Regions from separate parts of the Mus musculus genome. Here region 2 is linked to region 1. Evidence: chromatin contacts called from ENCODE Hi-C or POLR2A ChIA-PET data. All regions are on one chromosome and are shown on one strand. Each heading gives the region's core, a stretch centred on a gene start or an enhancer-like site at or near the end of the contact. The rest is flanking DNA. Distances are from core to core; before and after follow the strand shown.

What was found. Hi-C counts contacts between places; a loop is a spot of excess contacts on that map. ChIA-PET counts read pairs that join two places held with the same protein, here RNA polymerase II (POLR2A).
Region 2: a loop to region 1 is called in a map of gastrocnemius, with 10 times the contacts of the local background. The contact joins the promoter of Taf1c here to the promoter of Mbtps1 in region 1. A Hi-C loop is called at or near these places in 10 of 37 maps with a recorded cell type or tissue (CH12.LX, T-helper 2 cell, gastrocnemius and 4 more). POLR2A ChIA-PET finds 5 or more read pairs at or near these places in 4 of 5 experiments (Patski and embryonic stem cell).

Annotation. Positions count from the first base shown.
Region 1 is chr8:119,556,902-119,560,351 of GRCm38, forward strand. Mbtps1 (membrane-bound transcription factor peptidase, site 1) reads right to left here and starts at 1,860. Exons shown (of 23, transcript NM_001167910.1): 1 at 1,745-1,860.
Region 2 is chr8:119,603,714-119,607,163 of GRCm38, forward strand. It overlaps Taf1c (TATA-box binding protein associated factor, RNA polymerase I, C), which reads right to left and starts at 1,493. Exons shown (of 15, transcript NM_021441.3): 1 at 1,422-1,493; 2 at 527-665. The coding sequence starts at 664.

The sequences.
Region 1 (3,450 bases), core at 610-3,109:
ACCCAGGTTTGATCCCTTGCACCCATGTGGCAGCTTAGAACTGTCTGTAACTGCAGTTCCAGGGGACCCAACACCCTCACATACATATACAGGCAGGCAAAGCACCAATGAACATTGAAATGAACATAACTCACTTTAGGGAAAAAAAGAAATTGCTAATCATATACAACTTTCTCCTCAAAAGAAATCACTGAAGAGATTCCTTAGAGGAGCTGGGAAGATGATCCATGGAGCACGAGGACTTGAATTAAGTCCCCAAAACTCACACAGAAAGCTGAGGTAGACTGCCCCTGGGACACAGTGGCCCCTTAGTCTCACTCAATCAGAGGCTCCAGAATCACTGAGTCCCTGTCTCAAAAAAAAAAAAAAAAAAAATCAGGTGGAGTGTGATCAAGGAAGCGCGCGCACACACACACACACACACACACACACACACACACAGACTTCCCTTTTGGTCCTCCTAGTCCAAAGATTGCCGACCATCGGAGAGAGAACTGAGTCAGAGAATAAAGCATATGACAGCACCAAGAATGAACAAGATCTGACCAGAAAACATGCTCCTTCATTCCCGAGGGGCGAGGGGGAGGCCTGCCAACACCGCATCACTTTTTAGATAGTAACAGCAAATTGTTGGTTATAAGGGGTGTTTAGAGACTGCAGGAGAGTCCTAATGAGCAAAAGTGCAGGTTCCAGTAGCCACTTCACCCTTACACTCAAAACAAAAACAAAAACCAAAAAGTCCACAAAAAATTAGCTCTGTGGCCAAATGTGTCACATACTGCAAGATAAGACCTTGGCAAAAGGTATTCCACATGAATAGGGGTAACTGTGGGCTATTAAACAACGGACTATCATTCAGCCGTAAAAGATGAAATACTGACTTACGCTACAACCATAAAAAAAGGTACTGGTTTATGCAACAACATAGATGAATTCTGGAAACAAGACACCAAAGGCCACATGCGACTCTTGACCCACTATTCCCAAAAAGCAAACCTAAGGAGACAGGTCCATCGGTGACTAAAATAGCAGACTAAAAATCGGTTCTAACCACAGCAGGGTACCGGGAGTCTGGGGAGTGGTTCTCAAAGCGGGCTGTGGTGCCGACTGAACTGCTCCGCAAGATGACACAAAGTCACAGGGCGGGACCACTTAATACAAGTGACCCTGTGATACATAGGACACTTTATAGAAATCACGGTCTTGCGTTTAAAAAATAACGGTAAGTGGTGTGGCGCTGTACGTCTTTAATCCCAGCGCCAGGCAGAGACGTGAGGATCAGGAGTTCAAAGCCAGCTTGAGCTACTCAGACCTTGTCTTAAATATTAACTTTTTCCCCCCCCGACTAGTTTTGCAGATTTTTATGCTTTTCTCTGTCCGGCTTTTTCATTCGCCTCCAAACCTAGGGGTTGCTAGCGAGGCTGATCCCAGAATGAAATCTTCAAGTGCTCCTCCCGTCCCTTCAAAGCGCCACTCAAAAACACCTACAGCAAATGCGAGTCCGAGCCGCGATGTGCACTGAGCTGCAGCTCGGTTCCCCGGGGCTCGCGACCGCAGGGCCCTGCGGAGGCGAACGGCGCTTGCGCACCGCGGCGCGCAGGCGCAGGCCAGGCCGCCGCAGCCGCCGCCGCCGCTCCGGGCCAATTTCTGGGGAAGCAGCTGCGGTAGCCGGCGGCCCCCGCGCGGGCAGCGGACGGCTGAGCCTAGGGCGCGTCCGGCTCTCGGCCGCCGCCGGCAAACGTACCTGCGTCCGCCTCAGGCTCGGGGTCGGCGGACCCGGGAGAACGGCGGCTCCGCCGCGAACACGCCTCGGGTCTCCATTCGGGGGATGTTTACTCGCAAGTCTCGCGAGACCACGCCGCTGGGGCGTGGGGGGGTTACGACGGCCCGGCGTGCTCTGCGCGCCCGCGACCTGCGTGCGCGCTCCTGACGGCCCGGCACCGAGGCGAGAGGCTGTGCGGAGCTCTCGCGACATTTGCGGTCTTGGGGGAGGGGTCGGGAAGGGGCGGAGCCGAGGGCGAGGCCAAATCGCCCTCTCTGGGTATATATAGGGAACCCTGGTGGTTTAGGTTTCTCCAGGTTTCCTGGCCTGGAAACTCAGGAAGGGTGCGAGCACCTTTGCGCGGCTGAAGTGGGACGGCGCCTATCCAATCTATGTGTTCTCCTGAACTACTCCCATGGCCCCAGTTTATTACTGCTGCCAGGAGGGTGCATCAGCATCTTGAGAAACAGGACGTTTGTAACACCAACTATTTACCATTTGGAACAAACAGGATCAAGGTGAATTTCGTCTGGTAAAACGCACTTGAGCAATTTAGCCACCTGTAGAACGGGCCCATTCTCAGCCTTAGTACTGAGCTGGATCGATCACTCTTGGCCCTGGCACAACCTAAGTGTGCTCGGGGACTGTGACTGAAGCAAACAGGATGGAGGAGACAAACCCTGAGTCCTAGGCTCATAAGCTCACCTTGGCTGCCAAACCTGGTATGGAAACTGGGTTTTGCATTGGGACCTCCAGCCGAGCAAACTCAAGAAAAGGGGATCCGGACCCAGGATTTAGGTCAGGGTATGGAGGGGACCTTGTGCAGCACTCTTGTGTTTTCCCTCAGGTGTTCAGTCAGAAGAGTGCATGTAAGAGGGGACAGTACTCTTGTATAGGAGCCAAGTTTCCATCCCAGAACCTGCTCACTGTAACTTCAGCTTCGGAGGGATCAGGTTTTTGGCCTCTGAGGGCACCTGCACGCCTATACATAATCCTACACAGACATACAAACGAGATTTTAAAAGGGCGGTTCTGAGACAGTAGCCCCACACATTGAAAAGGATAGACCGCATTTATTCCCAGGTTCCAGAATCCTATGGATAACCCATCATTCCGGAAACTCGCTGTGGCAACCCCATTGCCTGCCCACTCTCTGCCCTGAGACTTGAATCTTGCTCTTGGCCTGATGTCTCCCTGCTGATTCGCCACACTCTCCCCAAGGTCTTCTGTCCTTCAGATGCCTGAAGCCCAGTAATTAGAAGACCCTTGCTGGCTCAGGAGAAGCTGGGAGCAATAAGTTGATGTCATAAAGGACCCATTAAGCCTGCATACAGTAGACTTTAGCTAAAGGAGTGCTCAGAGCTGAGTAGTGGACTAACCAGACTGTAGGAAAGAGATGGCTTTACCACAAATGTAATTAAAGTTTTGGTTTTCTGGGTTTCTGTTAAGATCACCACTGATTAGGGACAGGACAAATGGAGACACCCCCGGCCATTAGGAACACTCCCGTATCAAAGACCATGCCTCTGTTAGAAAGTTCAAAGCGGGTACTGGGTCACAACACCATTGAATCCCGGTCCTCATTAAGTCCAGGTTCTCGTATCAGGAAGAGCAATATTCTGCCAAGCGCACATGCTGACCCTGGCTAACAGCTGCCTAGGGGCTGTCTCAGAATAACTAGAGCAATT
Region 2 (3,450 bases), core at 243-2,742, 46 kb after region 1:
CTGCCTACCCACAACCCAATGAGCTCCAACTTCCTCAGCTATCTCCTCTGAGTCCTGCCATTCAGTGGGCACCCTTGTCCCAAGGACCAAGAACTCCCCTCCCCCAACACCCTCTCTTTGACATGCTCTCCTCAATGTACTCAATACAAGGCTGCTAGAGATGGACCTCCCAAGAGCAGAAATCCTGCCCCTGGCATTCCACTAATTCAGGCAAGTCAAGGCCACACTATAAAAGGTCTGCCCGTTGGTGTACAGTCTCTCACCATAACTGGAAGTCCCTTAGGTGGGGTTGCCTGACTTCCTCATGCTGGGCTCCTGGGCCTGTAAGGACCCCAACACATAAACACCTGCTGAACCCAGGGAGAGGGAGCGAGGAAAGAGGAGCCACAGCCTCTGTTGAGAGACACTGTCTGGACAGCAGGGCAACCGGTGCGCAGCTCAAGTAGCAGCTGCCTAGACCTCTTTTCCCAATAAGTGAGCAAGGAGGAGGAACAGACCAAGGAAAGGACCCTATTTCCATCCTCACCTTGCAGTTCTGTGGCTGGGACCCTGGCAGGGTCAGTGCATCTCTCCAGCTGCACATGAAGGACAGGTCAGGGCCATCAGTCATGCCAAGTGGACCGGCCTTAAACAATGAAGGGCGCAGGGTGCCAGGGAAGTCCATCCTGGAGAGAATGTATCTAACGTTACACACGCCTTCATTAGGAGTCTCAACAGTGCACCAGGGTTCTCAGAACACAGTAGGGGAGACCACTACAAGGTAGCAGATAAAGACCAGACTATGCCTAATGCCAGCGCGTCAGCAGGGCTGCCCAAGGACTGCTCACTCTCTTGAGGGCAGCCAGACAGATATCTCTGCTCACACCTTGGAAGAGGGGCTGGGGAGAAAGTGATCGCAAAAGGCCTCGTGGCAGGTAAAGTGCCAAAGAGATAAGCAACCACAGAATATACAAAGGGGAGAGTGTGGAGGACCAAGTGATGCCGATGAAGGCTGAGCGTTCATCAACGCGCTGCGCATGACAGTAGCAGGCTGACTTTCTTCCACCCCTCTGTGGACATGGGCTGCGTACTATTCCTGCTTCCCCACTGCCAAACACAGGCTTCTCCGAAAATGCCCGTGGGCTGAATAAATGCAGGAACTCTTTAGAAGCAGTAACTGTCAAGTCAGCCCTCATTTTTAGTAAAAATTAAATCTAACATCCGCAATAAGAGCACCAGCAGAGCACTAGTACCCGCTGGACAAGACGTGAAGGCGCTGAATTTAGAGTCTGAACTGAAAACCGGTGTGTAGTAACCACAAGTGTTCCCGGACCGCCCTCCCTCGTGGCCAGCATCTAGGACGAGCCTCAGCGCTGTAATCGACCAGTCTCTATAGCCACGTGGTCTGCCACGTGCTCTCAGCATTCCCGCAACAGCCTCACCTGACCCCGGGGCCGCAAAGGAGCCAGAGTGCCGAACCTCAACGCCGCCACCCACAACTGTTGGAGCAGACTAAACTGTTTTCCGGATCAGGCCGGAAGTTCGCCCGAGAAACAGGAAGTCCCGCCCCCAGATCATCTAACCGAGTCCTCCAGCGCCACCTGCAGAGCTGAGGGCCAATATGCATGGTCGTGGCGCCTAAGCTATGAAATTTCCATCCTATTTCACAAAAGTGTTGAGAAGCTTGAATTGATCCTCTCAACGAACAAGTGAGCACCTCCGATGAGCCACGCACTGTATTTATTACCCACAAGTCCTAGAATCCGCTTCATAGACACCTCTGGGTGCATGTGTGGCTTTAACAGGGGCCAGGAGGGAATATTAGCTTGTCATTCTCAAGCTAATATTCCTTGTGTGTGCACCTGCGAGTTTTGGGGGATCTGTTCAAACTCGCTCGCATGCAGCGAGTCCTGGGCTCTGCCTGTAAGTTGCCTTGGTCCTGACACTATCGCGTAAAACTTAGGACGCGTGGCTCTGCTGACCACTTGCTTTCCATCGCCTGGAGGCTAAGAATATCTTCAGATAGAATCGAGACAAGGAACAGATTCTCCTGCGTCACTGCAACCTACCTACATGACATTCCCGCCAATGTGTTTGACGACTTCTTTGGGTTTGACTTTCCTTTGTCCTGTAATTATCAGAACTTCATAAATCGGTCTTCATGGTGGAGCAAGTTATTCAGGGAGAAAAATCTGTGTTCCTGAGTTTATTAAGGGATCTCTAAAGGAACAGAACTGATTGAATGAGTATGGAATAGAGGAGATTTTATTAGACCGGCTTACAGGCTGTGATCTGCGTAGTTCAATAATAGCTGTCTTATGACAGAAATGGCAAGGAGAATTTGGTACTGTTCCGTCCACGAGGCTGGTTGTCTCAGCAGTTCTGATCTGGTGCTGTAGTCCTGGGCCATTCCTAAAGAGCCGCCGAGCTTCAGTCTCTGTTGGAATCCTAAAGAAATTGATTTGAATACTGAAAGGAAAACTTCAGCAATGCCATAAAATAAATGGTTTTGCCGGTGAGGGTGAGGTCCAGCAGGCACAAATCATGGTTTCTTTTTCCATTTCTTTTATCTGGGCTGCCACCAGAAGGTGATTTAGGATGGCTCTTCCTCCTTCAAATAATCTGATTAAGAAAATCCCTCACAGGGCTGGAGAGATGGCTCAGCGGTTAAGAGCACTGACAGCTCTTCCCAAAGTCCTGAGTTCAAATTCCAGCAACCACATGGTGGCTCACAACCATCTGTAATGGGGTTTGATGCCCTCTACTGGTGCCTCTGAAGACAGCTACAGTGTACTTGCATATAATAAATAAATAAATAATTTTTTTTAAACTTCCTCACAAGTGTGCCCAGCAGTTTGGGTCCCAGTTAATTTCAAATATTCAGTTGACCACCAAAACTAGCCATCATATGGGGGCATGCTCGTTGGTGTCTATTTGGCTCATGCATAACTTTATTACTATTATTATTTTATTGATTTTTTTTTTTGAGACAGGGTTTCTCTATGTGTAGCCCTGGTTGTCCTGGAGTTTGCTCTGTAAAGCAAGTTGGTTTCAAACTCAGAGATCTACCTGTCTCTGCCTCCTGATAATGGGATTAAAGGTGTGTACCCCCATGTCTGACTGTCAGCTGCCTTCTCTGTAAGATGAGGGCTGTGTTTGAGTCAACCTCTTTCCCATTGCTGGGTAATACAGGAATTCCCTGCTTATGGCTTTAGCACCACTGTCTAGCTAGAAATGCACCATTATCCCTGTATCTTGATATCAAGGTACATCAGGGGCTACCTAGAGGTATGTTAAAGCAGTTTGCTGAGCAGTTGGGTGTGGTAACACACATCTTTAATCCCACCCTCAAGAGACACAGAAACAGGCAGATCTCTGTGAGTTTGAGGCCAGCCTGGTCTACAGAGCAAGTTCCAGGACAGCCAGGGCTGTTACACAGAGAAACTCTGTCTCAAAACACAAAAACAAAAA